Regions from separate parts of the Homo sapiens genome. Here region 2 is linked to region 1. A link is an interaction called in ENCODE POLR2A ChIA-PET data of the cell type or tissue named here. Cell type or tissue: MCF 10A. All regions are shown on one strand. Links, peaks and the distances in the headings refer to the core of each region. The heading gives the core; the rest is flanking DNA. Region 1 overlaps EGFR (epidermal growth factor receptor). Region 2 has its middle 39 kb from the start of LANCL2.

What was found. Peaks named below come from ENCODE experiments on the same cell type or tissue, not always from the same donor. Only the 100,000 strongest peaks of a DNase experiment are listed, where the experiment ranks them.
Region 2: POLR2A ChIA-PET joins it to region 1 with 6 read pairs; 2 of 35 experiments call an interaction of 5 or more read pairs at or near these places.

What each region holds. Positions count from the first base shown.
Region 1 is chr7:55,198,795-55,215,791 of GRCh38, reverse strand. EGFR (epidermal growth factor receptor) reads right to left here. Exons shown (of 28, transcript NM_005228.5): 23 at 16,929-16,997; 24 at 15,379-15,476; 25 at 14,437-14,604; 26 at 14,010-14,057; 27 at 13,167-13,275; 28 at 4,164-10,536. The coding sequence ends at 10,175. Among named protein-coding and RNA genes, the nearest start is that of EGFR-AS1, 18 kb to the right of the region's middle. RefSeq lists an enhancer at 1,058-1,558. In MCF 10A, for the core only: no CTCF peak of the experiment used is centred there; no DNase peak of the experiment used is centred there.
Region 2 is chr7:55,321,839-55,329,838 of GRCh38, reverse strand. No RefSeq gene overlaps it. Among named protein-coding and RNA genes, the nearest start is that of LANCL2, 39 kb to the left of the region's middle. In MCF 10A, for the core only: no CTCF peak of the experiment used is centred there; a DNase peak (open chromatin) is centred at 4,258.

The DNA of each region.
Region 1 (16,997 bases), core at 4,690-12,689:
CTGTAGTATAAAAGCAGTCATAACAGACAATACATAAATAAGTAGGCATGGCTGTGTCCTAATAAAACCTCATAGAAATAGGCTGCTGACTAGATTTGGTTTTCTGACTATATTCTAATGATGCAAATATATCATATTTAAGTAATATGTCTTCTCTTGTCCCCCAAAACACTGGATTTCTGGAGTGTTGAATAATAGATGTGATAATAGTTATCCTTGTCTTGTTCTGATTTAAGGTGCTAGGTTCTTGGTATTTCACTTTTATGTTTGATGTTTCTTATTAATTTTTGACAGATACTTTAATCCAATTAAACATGTTGTCCTCTATTCCCAAGTGACTAAGAGATTTTAACAGCAATGTGATTGGGCGTTATTGATGCCTTATGAACATGAGTTAATATTAACATTTCACCTATTATTTTCCTCACGTGTATAAACAAAATGAGCTATCTTTTAATTCCTAGAATAAATAATTCCATTTCCTACATTTCATTTAGGATTTCTACATCTACATTCATGAATAAAGCTATAGTTTTCTTTTTCTAGTATCTCTCTGATTTTTAGTGCTATTCGGACCTTGTAGAATAAACTGAGAAACTTCCCATCTTTTTGTGCTCTGAAACACTTTAATACAAAAATTAGCTGTTCTTTGAAAGTTTGCAAGTGTGCTCCAAAACCATTTGGACCTGGCAAACGTTTCAGCAATGGGGCCTGCCCTTCCGGCGTCTTCTGTGTCATTGATCTACAGGAGAAACGCTGTAGATCACACATCACATCTCTTTGTCCCTGACCCCTAAAGTCTGTATGTGGCACTGGCCAGTGTTCCCTTAGACTTGCCCTTGAGAAGCCAGTCAGCCCAGGCAAAGTGCAAGTGCAGAGAGAAGCGTGCCAGCACTTGAATATCTTGTGGGTTTGTCACTGCATTTCTGCTTGGGTTCAGGAAAGGTTAGATTATACAAGAGAGAAAGATGGAAGGAGAGGGGTCTGGAGAAGCTGAAAGGGTGACAGAAGCAACCTCTTTAGAATGAAAATAGTCAGTAAGGGGTGGCCCCAAGCCATCTGGAGTGAGAGAGGGATGGCTTTCCCAGGTCCCACCTCCACTCCCTCCGAGATAGAGCTGCACTGGAGGTTTTAAGGACATTACTGGTTCAAATAAGGGACTATGCAGTTTAGAAAAGTGAATGGGTTTTTAGGCGCCTGGAGGCTTTGGGCCTCCAGGTTCCTGTTGGGTTTTCAGGTGCCATTTGCCTGGGCAGTGCCGCCTTCAGTCCTAAGTGACGTGGACCCTGGCTTGCAGAGCCCCTGGCCTCCCCAGCCCCCCTTCCCCATATATGGGCTACACCCTTTCCCTGGGGGTGGGCAGAAAGGATACAAAGCTGCCAATCTGGTGCCTGCCCCTCTCTTTTCTGGGCCTCGCTCAGGTGCTGGGAATGTGGGGAGTCCTTGCCGAGTGTCCCCGGGCTGTGAGCCTGTTCAGAGCCTTCAGTGTGCACACCTAGAAGCTCAAGTTGTAGCCCAGGGGTGGCCTATTGTGGGGCAGGATTAAGCGACAGTTGAGAACTGAGAGGTGGGCGGTACAGGCTCACTTCAGATCTATGTGGGGGCAAGGAGCTGAGGACCGGGAATGCCCTTTGCTTGAGCTCAGAAGGGTTGACTCTCAGGAGCAGGGTAAAAAAGAGGTTTCTATTTCTTTTAGAACCCAGTCTCTAGGTTTCCTAGCCCTGCGTCCATGTAGAGAGAAAGATGGAAGGCAGAGGCCACAGAAGGCAGTGAGGGCAGGGCTGGCCTCCCCGGGGTGCATGTCCCCGGGGCTCAGAGGTGATGAGCACAGAAGGGTGAGGGTGCTTCAGGGCACACATTTATAAATTGCAGACATCTGCCCATGGGCTCCCTATCATGCTTTGTTTATTGTTTTTAAGACTAGGGCAAATACCAAATGTGATCTTGCTGCTTCTCGACCTGAGTGTTTAAAGGTCCTTTCTGGAGCAGTGGGACCTGAGCCCTATGAGGGGTGCACCCAAGGCCCGACAGGAAGAGCAGCTCCCTCCTGCACGTTGGACTCTCCATTCTAGGGAAATCGCCCATCTCCCCAGACAGGTATGATGACTTTTATAGGATTACTGGCCCAAAGGGAAAACCTCTTCCAGCTGAAACCCCATCTGCACCCAGCTTCAGCTGGAATCGTGACGGTCAGTGACAAATCAGTGGTGCCACTGAGTCTGCCCTGAGGTGAAGGCTGTTCAGTGGGATGGCCGGCCGTGGCCTCCACTTGGGGGAACATTTCAGGCTCAGAAAGCCAGCACCTCAGAATGCTCCCCATGCTTGTCTCATCTGCAGAATCTGGACTTCCTCCATATGGACTAAACCCCCTAATTGAAGGCTTTGATTATATTAAACCTGCATGTGCCTGAGGTGTTCCCAGGCAGCCAGGGTGTGGAGGCTCAGGAGCTGAGAGAGCAGTGGGTGCGGCGGGTTCCGATATGGGATGCTGGGCCTTGAGCAGAATGCTGGGAAGCTCCGGATTTTCTCATTGTTCGTGGACCTGGCTATCCTGAAGTCCTGCTTCCACAAGGAAATGTGGTTTACTCTCAGCCCCATGTTTGTGCATAGACAACGGATGGCATTCACCAGGAACAGCACAAAAGCAAAGCTGCGATCTTCCTGGAAACAATTAGAGTCAGCGCTGCGAGCATTAGGGGTGGTGTGAGCTGGCACAGCCTGCTTCCTGCCCTCACTTCTGTGTGAAAGAAACAAGGCAGGGCACTGTGCAGCCACCGGCTGGTGGAGGGAAAGGCGCCGGAGGGAGACGCTTTACAGAAGTCAGAGCCACCAGGAGCCCCAGGGCCATCCCATCAGGAGAGAGGAGCTGCGTCTGGTGCTGGTCCACTCTCTGATGCCTGCAGGAGGCACCCTGCCTGCCCTCCTCGCCCTGTGCATCCCCACCCAGCCTCCTGGCTGCTCGGCCCTTGATGCTGGGTTTTGGGAAGCTGTTCTCTCCTCTTTGGTAGCATCATCTGCTTCATCAACAGGTTTGCTTTTTCTCAGGTGTTGAGTTCAAATCCCCTAACTCTACTTTTACAGCTAGAACTGAGAAAACTATCTGTACTCATTTATCTGTTTAAGCGTTTAGACACAGAACCTGGGTTTTCTATAATGTGCCACATAACGATGTTCACATGGTCCCATATGATTATAATACCACGTTTTCACTGTGTCTTTTTAACATTTAGCTATGTTTATATACACAGATCCTTACCATTGTACTGCAGTTGCCTGCAGTATTCAGTACAGTCCCAGGCTGTACAGATCATTAGCCTAGGAACAACAGACTACGCCGTATCACTTAGGCTTGTGCTGGGCTGTGCCATCTAGATGTGTGAAGTACACTCTGTGATGCTCGCACGGTGATGACATCTCCTAATGATGCATTTCTCAGAACATGCTCCTGTGGTAAGGAAGCCTGACTGCAGTCTGAGCTCGGACTCCCTAGAACCCTCCCCTGCCACACCGTGGCTATTCCCGATGTGCAGGTAGTGGCTTCATTACATTAAACACGGCAGTGAGAGCTCCTGCCATGAAAGTTCTGGGTGGAGGGTGGGACCACCCACATGTAAGAGAGGTTGGCGGTGAGTGGGGCAGCTGAATGGGAGGCCCCTTGCCCATGCTGGGACCCACTTAATTCCTCTGATTTTTAGCAGAATCAGGGCAAACTTCTAATTATTTTGGTACTCTGAAGAAATAAAACCTGGGCTTGCCATAGAAAAATCTGTTCCATCAGGGAATTCCCTCTTGGCTCTGTGAAGGAGAAAAACTATGAAGAGATCTTTGGAATGAGGGGTCTCAAGGGCACTGGAAGGCTCTGGCATGTGAAGAGCTTGAGTTGGAATGCATCTGAGAGCCCGAGGGGCTGGCCCAGACACAGGAGGAAGCCTCCGAGCTGGCTTGGATTTTTTTTCCATTAAAAAGTTCTCTGGTTCCTGAGGTGCGATGGTGATGGTGGGAGAGGCTGGTTAGCGACAGGGGGGGCTCTCTGAACTTTCTGCTTAGTTTTGCTGTGAACCTAAAACTGCTCTAAAAATAATTTATTGATTTTTTAAAAAAGTTATCAGGAAAGAACACCTACAGTTGGTTAGATATGATTAATAACTAGTACCAACATGGCATTGTTAACAAAGAATACATTATTATTATTATAAGGTACTCAGGAGTAAAGAACAATGAATAATATACATCTAATTTTTTAATACTCAATGCACAATCAACATTTCTGATCAACAGTATAAACCATATAAAAGAGAATTCTGCTTTTCATTTGTACAAATACTGCTTTCATCATTGCAAAACTTTCAAGGTTAAAACGTACCATATGTTGAAGCTATAAAGCTATTGCTTGAATGTTTCTAAAACGAAGTTATTGCTGTCTGTTGTTAATCGGTTACATTGTCACCTCTAATACCAGTCATCAAATCCATAGGATCTCTTAATTTCCAAGAGATTGTATTGTACAGCAAGATTATTTTTGTGGCCAAATCAGGTCATAGGATTCCTTTTTTTTTAAAGATAAGTAAATGCATCCAGAAATGTATGCACAGATTTAAGTTTTCCCCATAGTTTTATCTGCTAGGTGATAGGGTGGAGCTTCTTAGTGCTTCTGCTGGGAATTCAGATAGGACAGACTTGCAGCCTCAGAGGACACACTGCAGGTAGTGCAGAGAGACATGGAAGGAAAACACACTGCCTGCTACATAGTTTTTATCCCAGGTATAATTTGTGAGGAATGTATAACAAATGTTTCTTAAAGCATGAATCCTCTTCTTGAATTCTTGTTTTTATGAAAGCCATCCAACTACTTACTCAATCCTCTTGAAATCTGCCTTTTGTAATGTAACTGATAGGCCAGCGTTTTCTTTCACTGTGGGAAATAAAGGCTACTTGGTTGCTTTAGGGAGGGCAACAATGTCAGCTGCATAAGCAGCAAGAATATTATATTTTATTACTAGTCCACCCTTAATAAAGAGAGAAACCTTAGGAAATGGAAAGAGGTGTCTGTTTTATATTTCCTTTGCTTTTCAACCATTGTTTAGACACTCTCCCTTCTAGTGCTTGGAGAACCTTCATGGAAACTCTGTTCAGGTTCTTGACTCTCAGCGACAGATGTGGAGGTCTTTGTGTCTTAGCTCTCTAGGCCTGAGAATCACATACACCTGCAGAATTTGCCTCCAAGTCCATGTCCTTGTGGCTAATCCCTAGGCCAGTAGTTCTCAACTTTGGCCGCACATTGGAATGACCTCAGGAGCTTTAAAAACTACGAATGCTTGGGTTTCAGCCCCAGAGATTTGCGTTTAATCGGTCTGAGGTGTAGCTGGGCTTCAAGCTTTTAAAAGCTCCTCAGGTGATGTCACTGCAGCCAGGGCTGAATAACTTCTCTAGGGTGGCTGGGCCCAGGCTTGGTAAGACTGTTGGTGAACTAACCAAAGTGTGCTGAACATTATTAGGCTCTCCAGACATGTCTAGTTTATACTGGTAAATGCATATCAATTGTAAATATAAAAATAAAATTTGCATTGAAGTCACATTATATATATAAACCAACAAAGTGCTATGTTATTGCTTTTCTTACATGTACAGGGTTACACTGGCAGATGATGAGAGTATGGCATGCAACTGGATTTTTCTAGTAGTAACAACAGTGAGCCCTTTCCATTAACACTGCCCCAACAGAACCTGCCTCAGACCAAGCTAAATGTGCTTTCCATCATCTTTTAAAATTTCCTAAATATAAAAACGATGCTTCTCTTCTTCACCATGACAATGACCTAGCTTAGCTCCCCAATGAGGTTGTGCCTTTTTATAAGAGAGAGAAAGGGCTTTCCTCTTGCCTCAACTTAACCCTTTTAAACAAAGATTTCAGTTTCAAATTTTGATTCTATTGCAGTCTCTCTAAAGTAAACTGTGTTTGTTTTAGTAGAAAAATGAGTTTCTAAAAATATATTGTACAAAGTTCAGTGCTACATAAAGAGAACTATATCCCGCAACAAAGTTACAAAAATAGATTTACATTTAAAAATCCTGTCTGTGTCTTCAATAGTACAAAGCTGTACCCCTGGTATGGCAGGTGTGGCTGGTGAAAGAGGCAAGGATTTCTGTTCTGTAAGGTTTTACAGCCCCCAGGCAAGGAAATGTGAGCAGATCATTATGTTGCAATAAAAGTGTGTGCTTATCACAAGAAAGAAATGCAGAGTAGACATTGAGGGCAATTTCAACAGGTGTTGCCTACGTGGAATAGCAGCTCACTCACAAAGGAGGGAAGAGACTGGTTTCTATAACTTACTTAGAGAATGCAGAGGGTCCCAGGGCGTTTTCAAAGCTCAGGTGGGGGTATTTGCCCCTTTCCAGCTGAACTGCTGGTGAGGATGAATTGAACGCTTTTGAAATGAGCCAAGTCTCAGGCTTATCAGTGACTGCAGATTGTTCTCTCCACTGCACATGGGAATCTCTACCCTACCCAGCCTTTTATTCTACTCTGACGGGGGCTCTGGTACAGACCCACAGTCTTGTACAACTGAAGACCCTAGAAATAAGGGTTTCAACCCTGGTTGCCCATTAGAATCATGAAAGAGCCCCCGAGATTTGGGTTGAATTGGTCTGCAGAGACTCCAGGCCCCTTCTTTTGAAGCTCCACAGATGATTCTTTTCTGCCTGAGGGGAGGTGCTGAGTTCCCATCACCCACCAGCTTCATCCTACACAAGTGCAATCAGAGGCCTAGTGAGAGTGGCACTGGGGGGTGGCCCCCCAGCGAGTGCCAAGTAGATCCCACCAGGCCCTTCCTTTAGGCCAGAGGTTCTAGAAACTTTGATGAATGTTGCAATAACCAGGGGGTGCTCTGAAAAGGCCCTACGGCTGGGCTGCACCTGAGAAAATCAAGCCACAGTCTTTCTGGTTGGGACCAGAAGATTCCCAAGGGCAGCCGCCCTTGAGAACCAGTGCCTTTCCTGCTAAGCAATCCATAGTCCCCTTATGTCTGCAGTTGTGAGGCAGGGGTGGTAAGTCACAACATCAAGAACTTTCAGCAAACACCTAAGCTTTGGTGTCATCAGCTGGAGTGCAATAGGATGCATCCACAGTGCTCCCCCTTACAACCTGGACTCACAGCGAATATAGAGTTTAGAAGACTCATCCCTTCTCTGATCCCTCATGGGGTGACGGGCATGGTGTAATTAGAGGAGCTCCTTAGAGATGATGCAAGAAGATGCACGAAGGCTGGCGGCACCTATGAATGTGAGCTCTCAGCTCCTTACTTTCCTTCGACCTCTGTTTCCAAAGACCACATCTGAAGCTGGGGTCATGGGGTAAGGTCTTCCAGGAACTGACTGAGGAAGAAACAGCCAATGGACAGGCTTTCTGTAGGGTATTAAGGCCAGGCTATCAATCAGGAAGACCTTCAGGGATGGAGTCCAAGCTTTGAGTACTGACTGATCAGGGCTGTTAGGTGAAAATCATGGGACTTTGGGCAGCTCCTCTCCTGACCTGCCCATCACAGTCGCCAGATCCGTGAAGAGGCTAAGGGCTTTGCGGCTTCTACCAGACAGAACTGTGCCTCCCTGGACAGATGAAGTGAGAACTATTTTGGGAAGCACAATCTTAAAATTAATAGAATTTAGCAACTAAACTTTATGGTGGAAAATTAAAATATGAAGAAGAAAGCTAGAATAGCTTTTGCTCTTTTATTAAGTTACTGTTTCAAACTACAAAAATACTAGAATTTAATGCTACAATGTGACTCACTTACAACTGACCTGCCTCATCGATCATCTGCTTCTTGACACATAAGTGACAGCAGAATGTAGGTCCTTCTGTTTCCCAGTTCTGACTGAAATATTTCTGCATGTCCTGAGGTGAATGAATAATGAAAGTGGTTAACTGACAATATAAAATCTCAGATTCTTAGAAATGTTGTGTAGTCTTCTCACTAAGCATGTGCAGAGATGATAGCTCAAAATCCCCCTGGGGGCTGCAACTTTTAGGGAACTTGTGGGATGCTCCAAGCTCATCCCCTGGCTTAGAGGGAGCAGGTTGTTTAGGGTGACTGACCTCAGCCTTATGTGGACTTTAGCAGTGGAGGCCTCTGGCAGCTGTTTCCTCGGTCAGGGTGCCCCTGATGCACCTGCACTTTCCACCTCCCCGCTGACTGAGACCTGGTCATCCTCCTGTGAGGCCTCCCTTCCAGGTCTCCTCAGGCAGGACCCAACCTCCCTGCTCTGTGCTCTCACAGTGCCTGGCTGATGGGTCCTGTCTGGCATTTGTCACGTTGTTTTAAGGTTAGCATCTATGAGTCCATTTCCTTTGCTAAATTGTGAATTTCTTAGAATCAGGGACTATGTTTTATTTATCTTTGTATCTTTCATACCCATACCAGGCTAGTATAGATGCTTAGGGGTATTTGAGAGCATAATAGAGTGGAAATGAATATAGTTTTATTTTCATTGAGACAAAAATCAAATACTTTCTTAACAATGCTGTAGGGGCTCTGACTGATCTGGGAGTCAAAAATTACTTTAAAAGCAAAAGGAACATTTTGTATGTGTGTGTGACTGAACATAACTGTAGGCTGAAAATATTTTCTGAACCATTTCTTCCTTGATAAATTGGATGGGGTGGATATTGACTAGGAGAGTTTAAAACACTGTTTACAAAGGACTGCTGTTAACCAGTCAGGTTACAGGGCACACACAGATTAGGAAAAAAGGTGGGCTCCTAACTAGCTGAATCTTCCAATCTTCCAATTGTAGAGAAATTATTTTAGGAAGGAACTTTTTTCCTTCTAAAACATCTGCAAATGTTGTGAAAGCATTATCAATTTCAAACCCTAGTTTCATATTTACTACCTGAATTCCACACTACTCATAATGCTACTGTCATTCGCACCTGTAAAATGCCCTGTTGTGGCCAGAGCTGTAAGTGCTTGAATAGATGACTCAAGGCAGAGACACTTTTTGTGTGACAAAGCGTAAGGAGGGGGTTTGGGGGCAGCTGACCTGGAGGGAACATATACTCTTTGAGTAAAAAGCTTTTGAAGTGAAGTAAAAGGAGAAAACTATCTTCCATAAGTAACACAAACTAATTTTGGGGGGTTGGGGTGATGGCTAAAGGAGATTTCAGAGCAGCTTCATTTTTGTAGTCTTCTGATCTATGCCCCAAAGGACCTGATGCATTTCATCTGAGCCTCAAATTAGGAGATACGTTTTTGCGAGAACAAAAGCGGTGCTATCCTTAGGTATTCCACATTCTCAGCTGTGGGCTATTGGTCCAAATGCTGATGAATCCAATGTGGGCTGGAATCCGAGTTATTATTTGATGTGTCATCCTCTCTTGCTGATTTCATGACAGCAAGACAGGGGCAGCATACTGAGTTTCAAAACAATGGAATGGAAGACAAACAAGTCAGTCTAACGCTCATGACTGGAAACCACTGGTCCATCAGTGGGGAGTAAGTACCGTGGGGACATTTTTACAAAAGTAAGTCTAAGGAAGAATTCCATCCCCTCCGTTTCTTCTTTGCCCAGGAAGGGACAGAGTGGCTTATCCTACTGTACCTGCCATGACTTGATACAGTACCGATCCGGCCTGCTGGGGCCATGAAGGCCTTCTTGGATCTTTAGTGTTTTGCAGTGGAAGCCTTGAAGCAGAACCACTGGAATCAAGCATCCTCTGGAAGACTTGTGGCTTGTGCTCCTTGCTCACAGTTGGGCCTGGATGAACTCAGGGTAGCAAGTGCTACCAGCAAGCTTCTTCCTTGTTGGAAGAGCCCATTGAAGTAAAAATCAATAGCGACAATGAAAAACTCCAAGATCCCCAATCAATAAAAATCCTCACATATACTTTTTTTTTTTTTCAAATATACCTCTTTGAAAGATAAATTTCTGCTCAAAGGGACAATATTCTTGCTGGATGCGTTTCTGTAAATGCTTCACAGTTTGAAGACAAAGGAATGCAACTTCCCAAAATGTGCCCGAGGTGGAAGTACTTCCTGGCTAGTCGGTGTAAACGTTGCAAAACCAGTCTGTGGGTCTAAGAGCTAATGCGGGCATGGCTGTTGGGATGGAGGACCTGCTGTGGCTTGGTCCTGGGTATCGAAAGAGTCTGGATTTTTAGGGCTCATACTATCCTCCGTGGTCATGCTCCAATAAATTCACTGCTTTGTGGCGCGACCCTTAGGTATTCTGCATTTTCAGCTGTGGAGCCCTTAAAGATGCCATTTGGCTTGGCTTCCTTGGGAAAGAAGTCCTGCTGGTAGTCAGGGTTGTCCAGGCTAATTTGGTGGCTGCCTTTCTGGGCCCAGTGGGCAGGGCTGTCGAATGTGCTGTTGACACAGGTGGGCTGGACAGTGTTGAGATACTCGGGGTTGCCCACTGCAGTGCTGTGGGGGTCCTGGTAGTGTGGGTCTCTGCTGGGCGCGGGGTTCAGAGGCTGATTGTGATAGACAGGATTCTGCACAGAGCCAGCGGGCCTTTTGGGAACGGACTGGTTTATGTATTCTGAAAGTGGAAAGAAATCAGAGGTGAAGTAATCAGCAAAGCACCATCCCATGCAGGATCCCTGGGTTCTGAACCCTGTGAATGTCCTCAACAAGGAGACTTATGACAGGGAGCAGGAGCCTCGGGAGGGCCCTCTTGCTGTTGCTGCAAAAGAAAGTGGGTTCTTTCCTGTCCTTCTCAAAGTAATGGACATATGTGTCTTTTGTAAATTTAAAGTTCTCAGAGGATAAACTGCCTTGAGGAGAGTGTGTGTATGTGTGTGTGTATGTGTATGCATGTATACATATATGTGTGATGTGTATGTGGTATGTGTGTCTGGTGTGTGTATATGTGTGTGTATGTGCACCGTGTGTGTGGTGTATGTGTGTGTGGTGTATATTTGTATGTGTGTGTGGTGTGTGCATGTGGGTGTGTGTGGTGTGTGTGTACGTGTGTGTATATGTGGTGTGTGTATACGTGTGTATGTATGGTGTGTGTGGTGTGTATGTGTCTATTGTGTATGTATGTGTGGTATGAGTTGTGTGTGTGTGGTGTGGGTGTGTATGTGGTGTGTCTATGTGTGTCTGTGGTGTGTGTGGTGTGTGTACGTGTGTGTGGTGTGTGTATGTGTATGTATGTGTGGTGTGTGTCTGTGGTGTGTGTGTGGTGTGTGTACGTGTGTGTATGTGTGGTGTGTGTGTGGTGTGTATGTGTGTGGTGTGTATGTGTGTGTGTATATATGCGTATGTGTGGGGTGTATATGTTTGTGTGTGTGTGGGGTTTTTGTGGTGTGTGTGTGGTGTGTGTATTTGTGTGTGTTGTGTGTATATGTGGTGTGTGTGTACATGTGTACATATGGTGTGTGGTGTGTATATGTCTATATGTTTATGCATGTGTGGTGTCTGTGTGGTGTTGGTGTGTATGTGTGCATACATATGTGTATGTGGTGTGTATGTGTGTGTGTGGCGTGTGTACATGTGTGGTGTGTGGATGTGTATGTATGTGTGGTGTGTGTGTGGTGTGTATGTGTGTGTGGTGTGTGTGTACGTTTGTGTATATGTGGTGTGTGTGTACATGTGTATGGTGTGTGTCGTGTGTGTCTGTGTGTATGTGTGTGTGTAGTTGGTGTGTGTAGTTGGTGTGTAAAGAGGTATATCATCTGCCTTAACTTGCATTTTTCTAATAGCTTATAATATTGATAATCTGTTTATATTATATTAGATAGCCAATAAACTATATATTAGATATTACACTAACATATATATAACTTACATATGTTATATATCTAAATCTTTATATACATATAACATATGTATAAAGATTTCTACATATTTTTATATATAAAGATTTTGATATATATGACATAGATATTAGATAGCTAATAAACTACATATTAGATATATAGATATTAGATATTACATCAACATATATATAACATATGTTTTATATATATCTAAATCTTTATACATGTGTGTGTGGGGTGTGGGTGTGTATATGCACATACATATGTGTATGTGGTGTGTTAATGTGTGTTTCTGTGGTGTGTGTGGTGTGTCTACGTGTGTGTATGTGTGGTGCGTGTATGTGTGGTGTGTGTGGTGTGTGTATGTGTGTGTGTGGTGTGTGGTGTGTGTGTGTATGTGTGGTGTAGTGTGTATATGTTTGTATGTGTGTGCGGTTTTTGTGGTGTGTGTGTGGCGTATGTGTGTGTGGTGTGTGTATGTGTGGTGTGTGTGGTGTATGTGTACGTGTGTATGTAATGGTGTGTGTAGTGTATATGTGTCTGTGTGTATGTATGTGTGGTGTGTGTGTATGTGTGCATACATGTCTGTAGTGTGTGTACGTGTCTGTGTTGTGTGTTGTGTGTACGTGTGTGTGGTGTGTCTGTATGTATGTGTGGTGTGTATGTATGCATGGTGTATGTGTGTATATATGTGTGTATACGTGTGTGTATGTGGTGTGTGTGGTGTGTATATGTGTATGTGTGTGGGGTTTTTGTGGTGTATGTGTGGTGTGTGTATGTGTGTATACATGTATGTGTGTGTGGTGTGTATGTATTTGAGGTGTGTGTGTATATGTGTGTGCATGTGTATGTGTCTGTGTATGGTATGTGTGTGGTGTCTGTGTATGTGTGTGGTGTGTGTATATGTGTGTATGTGTATGTGTGTGTATATGTGTGTGTGTTAGCAGGTTATGAGTATCTGGATAAAGCTTAAAATTTATTAATATTAACTAATATTTAATTAGTTAAATATACGTTTCACAGGTCAAGATAGAGCCAGCAGAGAGAACAGGGATCAAATCTGTCACAAACACACACATACACACACACACATACACAGATGTACACACATCATGAACACTCACACACACAGATGTGTATGTCCGTGATTTGCTTCATAAGCTAGAAATTTTGCAGATTCATTCTTACAACAGAGGTACAGCAAACAACCAGACACAACAAAGAGCTTGTGCAGGCTCGGTCATGTGTTTATCTGCTCCTTACGCCCTTCACTGTGTCTGCAAATCTGCCACTGTTTCCCCCTCTGGAGATGCTGGAGGGAGCACCTGGCTTGGACACTGGAGACTGGCTGCTGCTGAGTGGGTCGAGGAGGTTGAGGAGCAGGACTGTTTCCAGACAAGCCACTCACCAGGCACTGGGAGGAAGGTGTCGTCTATGCTGTCCTCAGTCAAGGCGCCTGTGGGGTCTGAGCTGTATCGCTGCAAGAAGCTGTCTTCCTTGATGGGACAGCTTTGCAGCTGCAGGAGGAAATGAGGGAAGGTTACTCCGGTCAGGGCTGCCCCAACTTCAGTGTTTGCAAAAATCACCCGAGATCTCCTTGAGATGCTGGTTCTGATTAGTAGGTTGGGCAGGCCTGAGAGTCTGCACCCTGGTGGGTGCTGGTGCTACTGGGCCACAGGCTGCAGGGTGGGCAGCAGGGCTGTGCTGGGTGCTGTACAGCAGAACTTTCCGCAGTGAGGGAGGTGTGCTATGAGCGGTGCTCTTCAATACGGTCACCACTAGCCACGTGTGGCTACTGGACACTTCACATGTGTGAGAAACTGAATTTTATATTTTATTTCATTTTAACTCATTAACATTTAAGTTGAAGTAGCCACATGTGGCTAGTGGTTTCTGCATGGCACAGTGCGGTCTAGACCACGGCCTCACACTTCAACAGACATCAGCATCACCTGGAAAGTGGCTCAAACATAGACTACTGGGTGCCACCCCCAGAGGTCCTGATTTGGTCAAACTGGGGCAGTGGCCTGAAAAATGGCGTTTCTAACAAGGCCAGGCGATGCTACTACTGGTCCAGGAGTCACGCTTTGAACGGCACTGTGAGGCGTGACAGCCGTGCAGGGAAAAACCCACACAGGAAGAAAACTCAAGATTATCTGGGTTAAAATTATTTAGGTTAAGGCATTTTCCATGTAAAATAGAGCCATAGTGGAGAGCTGTAAATTCTGGCTTATAAGGTGTTCATACATACCCCATTTCTATCAATGCAAGCCACGGTGGAATTGTTGCTGGTTGCACTCTGAAAAAGAAACAGAGAAGTTGCCCATGGAATGCTTGTACCACATCTCATCCACTTTTCCTGAATGCAGGTGGTGTGCCTCATGGAGGGTATATTGTGAAGGTGTTTAATTTTTGTCTTAATCGTTAGTTTTAGAGCAACTAGGTTTAGTTTTGATTTAATTACATTCCATAGTGGACCTAAAAGGCTTACAATCAAGTTGTTGCAATGCAACAAAATAATTAATACACTTAATTTATTTTGATTTTGATTTTACCATTTGGTTAAAATTGACTTCATATCCATGTGAGTTTCACTAGATGGTTATTTTCCCTAAAATTCAATTTGTTCAAATGAGTAGACACAGCTTGAGAGAGAGAGAGAGACAGAGATTTCATACCAGAGAGCTCAGGAGGGGAGTCCGTGACGTGGAGGGGCTGCTGAAGAAGCCCTGCTGTGGGATGAGGTACTCGTCGGCATCCACCACGTCGTCCATGTCTTCTTCATCCATCAGGGCACGGTAGAAGTTGGAGTCTGTAGGACTTGGCAAATGCATTCTTTCATCCCCCTGGTGCAGAGATTTTGAGGCTATTAGAATGGCCCGTAGAGATGCTATTCCACTTCTTGGCTATAGGAGCAGGGGTCTATTGCCAGCAGGTGCCTGTGTGTTTGCCAATTTTGTTATAATGAAATCCCCCTTGGTTCTCTAAATTATAGCTGCCTCCCCTCATGACATGATGTGGGTGCCTTAAAATAAAACATGAACCATCCTTTGATGCTTGAAAGCCCCTACATGAGATTCAAATAGCTTCTGAGGAAACAGAAAGGGAAGAAGCTGCAGCATTCATCGAGTGTGCACCTTGCTGTGAGGTGTTAGGGAGCGTATTTTGCAACATATTTTATTGAATCTTTGAGACAATCCTGTGAGCTTGGTTTTGGTATTCCTGTGTTATGGAAGGAGATAGGTGGATCGGCTGCCTGGGTGATGCGAAGAAGTGGAGAGTCAGGGGTGTGAAGCCACGTCTGCCTGACACCAAAGCCCAATAGACCATGCTTCTCTCTTAGACCCAGCTGAGGCTTTGGCTAGCCGGACAGTGAGGACGAGCACCAGAGGAGAGTTCAGACGGGGAGGGGGAGATGGAGTTGGGTGGGCCCCACTCACGGATGCTGCTTAGTTCACGATGTGGCCTGCGCCTTACTGAGGCTTGCTCTAATGCGCTGGAGGGTTTAATAATGCGATCTGGGACACAGGGAGGCCAGGCTGGCATGTGACAGAACACAGTGACATGAGATGCTCATTAGAGGGACTCTTCCCAATGGAAGCACAGACTGCAATTTGTACCTGAATGACAAGGTAGCGCTGGGGGTCTCGGGCCATTTTGGAGAATTCGATGATCAACTCACGGAACTTTGGGCGACTATCTGCGTCTATCATCCAGCCTGGGGAAGGAATGAGAAAAAACAGTGCAATTAGAACACTGGAAGAAATGATAAAGATGGCATTGCTTAAAGAAGGCATTGGTGATGCGACACTTCCAGTCAAATAAGTGATGAAAGAACCAAGTCTTTGTGGTAGACTTTTCTGTCTTGGCCAGCTAGTACTGGTTACTGTTTAAAGACCATGCCAGCACTGTACATTTGAATCAGAATAACAATAATGCCCTCTAGTTTTTCTACGCCCACTCTTCCTGGGGTCAGCATCCTGTGTTACGCCTGAGGGGATGGAGCAGTGTGGGTCTGTACAATTGCTCTCCATGAACTATCCTGACTGCAGGGTGCCCTGCACCAAGGTCCTCACTCAACATCCACCCTTAGCATTCCTTCAGGTAGGAAACCAGATGCAACTTAGAAAAATAGGCTTTAAAGAATTTGGGGTTGGGACTGGGCCCCTACCCCCGGCGTCTCCAGTACAGCACATACCCAGTGGGCATGCATGCAAGTGAGAAGGCTGGTGGGCATGCATGCAAGTGAGAGGGCTGGCTGTGCTGGCAACTTCCACAGGAGGACACACTGTTAACTGTGCTGCTGCATGTGACTACCCAACAATCTAAATCCAGATTAAACAATTTGGAGGTATGGCTACTGCCTGGAAATCCTCATGCCTCTTGAGGGATCACATTTATTTTCCATCCACAGCATATCAAGCTATTTTAGGCCAGACTGCTATGTGACCTTAGACAAATCACGTGGCTTCTCTGGATCACAGCTTCCTTAGCCCAAACCAAGGAAGTTAAAAAAGATCAACTCTGTGGCCTAGAGTTCAGAAAGGCATTAATATTTACATTAACTTGGCTCTGTCATATTCCCTATACAACTTTCTTTTGCAAATGCTCATCCCATGCATGTAATGCTACCTCCAGAGCCCACTGCACTCGTGAATCTGGTAGAATAATAGCATCAATCAAATTACACACTCTTATTTAGATTGAAATGTTTAAATGCCACACTGCAGAGACTTCACATAAATCCACTGGTTTAAAAGGTTTAAGTCAAAGCAGAAATGTTGACTCTATTAGCCTTATGTTGTTACTCACTGCCATGCATTTAAAAACATTCAGTCTCTCTGGTAACAGGCTTCAAAATATAGGGCAACTCGGTATTTCATTGAGTAACTCAGCGAATAGAATATTTTGGTGTAATGGCTTGCGGAAGACTTTAGTTTTATTTATTTGCTTGCAAACATGGGCAAATGTCAGGTCATACTGCCCAATGAGTCAAGAAGTGTCTTTAAAAGAATGCTTGAAGGGGTATTTACAGATGTTTCTGGATTTGTGTGCCTGCCTTAAGTAATGTGATGACATTTCTCCAGGGATGCAAAGGCCTCAGCTGTTTGGCTAAGAGCAGCCACCAAGGCTCAGCTAGGCAGTGTGGACAGACCCACCAGTCACTCACACTTGACCATGATCATGTAGACATCGATGGTACATATGGGTGGCTGAGGGAGGCGTTCTCCTTTCTCCA
Region 2 (8,000 bases), core at 1-8,000, 120 kb before region 1:
GTGATTAGGCCATGAGGGACCTGCCTTCATGAAAGGATTAATGTTATTATTGAGGGAGTGGATTCACTGTTGCCAGAGTGGGCTTGTGATGGATGTGAATTGAGCTTGCCATCACCCTCTCTGGCCCTTCTGCCTTCCACCACGGGATGACACAGCAGGAAGGCCTTTGACAAATGCCAGCAGCATGCTCTTGGACTTCCCGACCTCCAGAACTGTAAACCAAATACATACCTGTTTATTATAGATTACCCAGTCTGTGTGTTCTGTTATAGCCACCCAAATGAACTAAGACAACCACTTTTAAGTGTCAAAGGTCAGAAACTACTAAAATTCAAGTAATGATGTGTAACTTTAGTTTGTTTTTTGAATAATATATAATAAAAGCCAAAACAGCAATCTCTTAAGCTAAAAAGGAAAATATCTCGGCTGAGTGGGCAATGTGTGTCCTCTCAGGACCCTGACTCATACAGCCCTCAATTGGTACTTCCATTTTGGCTGCATGAGGCACTGAAGCAGATTCAATATGATGTACAGAAGAAAAACAAATGTACTATTCACAATAATCCATTCCAAATAAAATATTTTCCATGAAATAAAAATGAAAACAAAGAGATGGAAACACTTTATGTGTTACATAAATTATCAATGAAAATAGATCAATGGATTTTGCTTTGGTAAATGTTTTCTGAAGTAAAATTTATCAATAGTTATATAATTTTCAATAAGATGTTTGTGTTCATAATCACAGAGTCAAAAATCCATCAGGCTGGAAAATAGTGGTATCAAAATGTGCTGTATCTATACAGAGGTTAACATAAAACCTTACTTTTCTGAACTCCGTGCCATCCTACCGTTTCTACCATTAGAAATGTGAATAAAGCCAAGAGCAGCGCATACAGAGATACTGGGCTCACCCGGTGTATTAGCCCATTTTGTGTTGCCATAAAGGAACACCTGAGGCTGGCTAATTTATAAGCCATGTTTATTTGGCTCATGGTTCTGCAGGTTGTACAAGAAGCATGGAAGGCCAGGCACAGTGGCTCATGCCTGTAGTCTCAGCACTTTGGGAGGCCGAGGCAGGTGGATTACTTGAGGTAAAGAGTTTCAGACCTGCCTGGTCAACGTAGGTGAAACCCAGTCTCTGCAAAAAATACAAAAATAGCTGGGCATGGTAGTGTGTGCCTGTGATTCCAGCTACTTGGGAGGCTGAGACATGAGAATTACTTAAACCTGGCAGGGAGAGGTTGCAGTGAGCTGAGATCAGGCTACTGCACCCTAGCCTAGGTGACAGAGTGAGACTCTGTATCAAAAACAAACACAAAAACAAAAACAGCAACAACAAAGAAAGAAGAAGCATGGCACCAGCATCTGCTTCTGGTGAGGCCTCAGGTAGCTTCCAGTCATGGGAGAAGGCAAATGGGGAGTAAGTATGTCACATGGTGAGGAGGGAGCAAGAGAGAGAGGAAGAGGTGACAGGATCCTTTAAACAACAGCTCTCATGTGAACTAACAGAGCCCAAACTCACTTGCTATCATAGGGAGGGAGGATACTAAGCCATTCATGAGAGATCTGCCCTCATGGCCCAAACACCTCCCACCAGGCCCCACCTCCAACATTGGGGATCATATTTCAATATGAGATTTGGAAGGGACAACTATCCAAACTGTATCACCCAGTGGTAAAGATTTTAGAATGGGCCACCATTAGTACACAAATAGGTACAGAGTATGGAGGAAAAGATGAGCTATGTTGTACTGAATTGAACTCTAACGTGGGCAAAGAGTGTAGCAAGGAGGTTGGTTAAGTATGTGTTAAGAAAATGTGTTAAAATGTATTTAAATTTTTACAAAATGTGTTAAGAGTGTTAACACTAAGTGGAAAACTTGGGTAGAAAATACTAGAAATAAAGTTGCATCTGTTTTATAGTGGCAAAGAAAGAAGGTTGCCCTGTCACATTAAAGACAAAGTGCCAGATTTGAGCAGTCTGAGGCTCTGTATACCAACCAGTCCGTGTCCTGTCTGAGGAAGGCTATTCTTCGAGAGCCACAGGACCAGCTGATGAGGTCAGGGTATATATTGGCCTCCAGGACCATCCTTCCAAAGCCTGGCTAGCAGTCCTTGGCCTGGCAATCAACGATGAGGCATGCCAATCTGATTATATCCCAGTGATGTTGAAATTCAGACAGAAACTCAGTTTCTTGGGGAAATTGGACTAAGATTCATTTATTCTTGGGTGCTGAAATGGCCATTTTTAGGCATTCGGAAGTGGAAGAAGCAGAGATAACTGTGGTGGAAGGCACAGAAAGCAGCAAGTAGAGGCGAGGAAATCCCTCAGGCAGGGGAGAGAGCATTGCCCTGGTCTGCCTCCCTGGTTTTCCTTTCTACTCGTTGTGTGTTCCATATGTATTTCCCTTTGTTTCCACTCACATCTATGGATAGCCTGTTTATTAACTCCACCCACTTCCTCTACATGCTGAGCATGAACAGGTCTCTGTCACTATCGGTAGGATTTTCAAATAAATCTATTGACATGGATTGGATTCAAATCCGCTTGTGCATTATCTATGACATCCAGAGATCTAGGCATCATGGTAGGAACTTCTGCAGGATTGCTCATTAGCTTAGCAATATTCTCCCACACACCAGATTGAGATTTGTGCCTTGCAGGGGTGCAAACTGGAGTTACCGAGGAAGAGCTGAAATTGCAAATGTTTACCCCATGAATGCCAAGATTTCAGTGTGCATGTGTGCGTGTGTATATTTATGTACATATGTATTATACTCAGTGTTATAATACAGTAGGTTTCACTAGTGGAAGGATTGTTGTCAATTTGAATTTTTTATTTCTTAAGCTTTTGATAGTCAGCATGTATTATTATTATATTTTAAAAAACAACTGCTACCTTATTCAAGAAAAAAGTAGGTGAGCCTGAATTGGAAGATCTATGCAATTAATGTATAGAGCCTGGGTTGATTAAGAAAATGTGCATCTGTAATTTATACAAGCTGTGCCAATAATTTTACCATGAGGTCTGCATACAATGTCACATAATAGCTCTGCTTGTCAATGCCTGTGTGTATGTTCTCCTGGGGAGAAATCGTGGGAGAGTAGAAATGGAAGAGAAGGCAACAGCAGGAGCTGACTTCTTGGAGGAGTCCTTCCCTCTAACTGTGGCGGAGCCAAATGTCAAGGGCCTCTGTTCGTGGAGGACAGGTGCTTGCTGGCTCACTTTCCTCTAGTGAGCGCCTTTTTTTAGACTGATGTTGGAATGCTACGTATTTCAGAGTTAGCATAAAATAATGAAAATTACCATCACAGCGAATGCTCCCTGATCTTGGGGACCAGAAACTCTCCTGTATGAGCTCCATGTTTAAAATAACATGACCTCCCCCTATGCCAGGTTGTTTATCTGGAAAAACTCCCTCTTCCCCAGCTTGTGTTATGCTTTGTAAATCAGGTCCAGAGGAAAATAATATTTGGAAATATTTTATTCTCAGATCTGACTTTCTTGGCTCACACTCGGTGGCAGACCCAGAACAGATGTCCTGTGGGCCCTTGGCCAATGGCTTCATGGCTGGCCGTCTGTGAGTCCTTACATCTTGGCTGAGGTGACAGCCACCTGACGTTTGTTTTAGCAGGACAGTTTGGCATGAAGGAAAACTCACTAACTACTGTTTCACATTAAATTTTCAAACAACTTGGAGTTTCATACGTGACTATTGTTTCTTGGCCACCAGTCTAAGAAAAGACAATAACGGAAAGAGGAATGAATTGCTTTTCTTAGCAACAAAACCAATCAATATTGGAAGCCCAGGCCACCCTCCTTTCACTTTGTTTCCTGGTAAAGTGAGAGGAGAGGGATCTGGGTTTGTGGGTATAGGACCCACAAACTATTCTTATTGCTCAAAGAGTGCCTTAGCGTCCTTAGATGCCTACTGATCATGGGTCTCTGGAATTTGCTGCCAATACTGTGGGGAGCCAGAGTCTGCATCCTGCTGTGGGTGCTGAATTCCTGCCACTGCCCCCCAGTAGTGCCCTGTATGTACCTCCTACTCTGGCAAGACCACCGGCCTTAGCAAAACACCAGGCCAGGATGCTCCTGCTGCATTTCCCTGCAGCATCACTTGACTGGAGCTCTGTTCAGCAACTGTACACAGGCTGAGTCAGCTTGACCCGTTTCCCTCAGAAATAGCTCATACTTTGGAATTCTGGAGAGTACAGTATCACAGTCACTAATATAGCAGAGTTGGATGTGTCCCAGGGGCCAGAGAGGGCCAAGTACGTGTGGTTTCCTCAGCTTGCCAAGTGCCGGCCAATCTGTTTACTCCATAACTGTGCTCCTGCTTTCTGCCAATCATGGCAGAAAATAGTATGTTCTGCTGGCAGTTTTGATCCACATTGGCTGACAGAAAGCATTGCAGTGATGTTGCCAAAGGTACTACAGGGTGAAAATGCTGGGGCGACTTGAAATGCAGGTTTTGTGTGATCTTAACAAGTTTATGTGAAATCAGAAATTTGGATGACTAGAAGTCCTTTAACATTTGAGAGGGATTCTTATCCATCATTCAGCTGGCGGAGTGACCATCAATTGGTGGACGTAAATGGAAGGAGCAGTGGGAATGTGCTTCACTGCTGCAGGGATCTGATGCAAAGGAGGTTTTGGGGATGCACCCGTGTTCTCATGACCGAGGGGGCTCCTAGCACCGAGTCATGAGGCCTCTCACTCCCAGCAGAAAAGCTTTTCGCCCTAATGGACAGTGCCAGGACTCACAGCATGGCCATTGTTCTGAAACTCCAGCTCTGCCACGTGTCACCTCTCCCTGCTGCCCACCTGGCCGCAGGTGAGCACCATCTCCTTGAGCATGGCCAGCCCCAGCAGCCTTCTCAAGGACTCTTTAGACCAGTGGCCCTGCTTCCTTTCTTCCTCTCTTCCTTTCACACTCCACAACAGGATTTTAAAATGCTCTTGAATACCTTCAGGTTGCCATTTAATATTTTAAAATTTAGGTTTAAATAGGTACTACAAAGGAGGGAATATCTTACATAGTATAGATATCGGCATTATGATCCATGGTCTCTAATCCGTGAGTCAAATAAATGTATTGTTCATCTTCCAATGTGGTATTATTTTATTATTTTGTGGCATAATTTTATTTGTTATTTGTTTTAGATTTATTTGTATTTTTGTCAAATAATGTGAATGATATAATATCAATCCTTTGAATGTTGTTGGAATTTGCTTTCTGGCTTTTATTTCCTTTACATTTAAAGAAACAGACTTAGTTTACATTTTCTCAGATGTTACAAATGTACTTAAAAAGAATGTATTTTTTAGGCAAATCCATAGAAACAGAAAGTATTAATAGATCGGTGATTGCCAGGGGCAGGGTGCGGGTGGGGTGAGAAGGGAACAGAGAATGACTGCTAATGGGTATGGGTTTCTTTTGGGAGTTGCAAAATGTTCTGGAATTGGATAGCACAACTTTCTGAATACATAAAAAACATTTTTAAAAGCATGAATTTTATGGTATGTGAATTATTTTTCAATTAAAAATGTATTTTCTTCAATTATTGATGCAAGCTTGTTAATTATGTTTTTTTCCTCTGTCCCAAGAAACAGGAGAAAATGTTAATTAAGTTTTAAGTATTCTATATCTTTCTAATTTTATGTCTCCTTCATCTATTAAATATGTTTAAATTGATGGTCTTGACAACATTGAAAAAGAAACTGGCTGGGTGCGGTGGCTCACCCCTGTAATCCCAGCACTTTGGGAGGCCGAGGCAGGCGGATCACCTGAGGTCAGAAGTTGGATAGCAGGCTGGCCAACATGGTGAAACCCCATCTCTACTAAAAATACAAAAAAAAAAAAAGAAAAAAAATGCTGAGCATCGTGGCGGATGCCTGTAATCCCAGCTACTCGGGAGGCTGAGGCAGGAGAATTGCTTGAACCCAGGAGGCAGAGGTTGCAGTGAGCCGAGATCGCAAGATGCTGTCTCAAAAAACAAAAACAAACAAACAAAAAACTTAATTACTATTGGAGAATGCTAGTGAATCAACTCGTTTTTTTGAAAAGTGGCACGTTAAAAAGTGGTACATAAATGAAAGAATCAAACCTTTAACTTAACTTCGTTCTGTGTACTACAGCAATGGGCAACCCAGACAGCAAAAGAGAACATTTTCTTTTTGTGGATGTATGTCAGCTAATAGATGAAAAATGAGGCCAGGCACGGTGGCTCACTCCTATGATCCCAACACTTTGGGAGGCTGAGGTAGGTGGGTCACCTGAGGTCAGGAGTTCGAGACCAGCCTGGACAACATGGTAAAACCCTGTCCCTACTAAAAATACAAAAATTAGCTGGGTGTGGTGGCACATGTACCTGTAATCCCAGCTACTTGGGAGGCTGAGGTGGGAGAATCGCCTGAACCTGGGAAGCGGAGTTTGTAGTGAACTGAGATCATGCCACTGCACGCCAGCCTGGGCGACAGAGAAAGAAAAAGGAAAGACTGGATTAGAATGTTACCTTTTCATGACCAGTAATGCCAGTAATGAATTAAGATAGCTAGGCTTTGGATATTAATGGTAGATAACTTCATATATATATATATATATAGAGAGAGAGAGAGAGAGAGAGAGAGAAAGAGAAAGAGAGAGTCCTACATTATATGTTCCTCCTGGAAGTACACAGCAACACCTATGAAGAAGTTTGCAAAAAGGTGGATCAAGTCTTCAATTACCAATTTGCAGAAAATAACAGAAGACAGAGAAATATGTTAAATGACACCTCAGTGATTCAATCAGATAAATCCATACTAAGGTGAACATGACACCATGAAAGACTTGGTTTCTTCAATAAGTAAATGTCAAAGAAAAACAATATGAAGGGGAACCTTATAGATTTAATAGACATATTAACCAATCTGAACATGTGAACCTTATTTGGACCCTAATTCAAACAAATTTAAAAATATTTATGACATTTATAGATAATTGGTCACCTAAATACTGATTGGATATTTGATGCTACTGAGGAAATTAATTCTTTCTAAGGTGTGATATTGGTAACATGACTACATTGTAAAAAAGTGCCCTTATCTTTTTATTTTATTTTATTTTTTAATGCTTTAAAAATTTATTTACTTATTTATTGTAAGTTCAGAGGTACATGTGTAGGATGTGCAAGTTCATACATAGGTAAACATGTGCCATGGTGGTTTGCTGCACAGATCATCCCATCGCCTAGGTATTAAGCCTGGCATCCATTAGCTATTCTTCCTGATGCTCTCCCTCCTCCCACCCCCCACTCTCCAACAGGCTTCAGTGTGTGTTTTTCCCCTCCATGTATCCATGTGTTCTCATCATTCAGCTCCCACTTATAAGTAAGAACATGGGGTATTTGATTTTCTGTTCCTGCATTAGTTGGCTGAGGATAATGGCCTCCAGCTCCAGTCATATCCCTGCAAAGGACATGATCTCATTCCTTTTAATGGCTGCATAGTATTCCATGGTATATATGTACCACATTTTTTTTAATCCAGTCTATCATTGATGGGTATTTGGGTTGATTCCATGTCTTTGCTATTGTGAATAGTGCTGCAATAAACATACATATGTCTTTATAGTAAAATGATTTATATTTCTTTGGGTATATACCCAGTAATGGGATTATTGGGTCAAATGGTATTTCTGTCTCTAGGTCTTTGAGGAATCACCACACTGTCTTCCACATAGGTTGAAATAATTTACATGCCACCAAGAGTGTAAAAGCATCCCTTTTTCTCTACAACCTTGTCAGTATCTGTGTTTTTTTTTTTTTTTTTGGCTTTTTAATAATAGCCATTTTGGCTGGTGTGAGATGGTATCTCGTTGTGGTTTTGATTTTCATTTCTTGAATTATCAGTGATGTTGAGCTTTTTTTTATGTTTGTTGGCCGCATGAATATCTTCTTTTAAGAAGTGTCTGTTCATGTCCTTTGCCCACTTTGTAATGGAGCTGTTTGT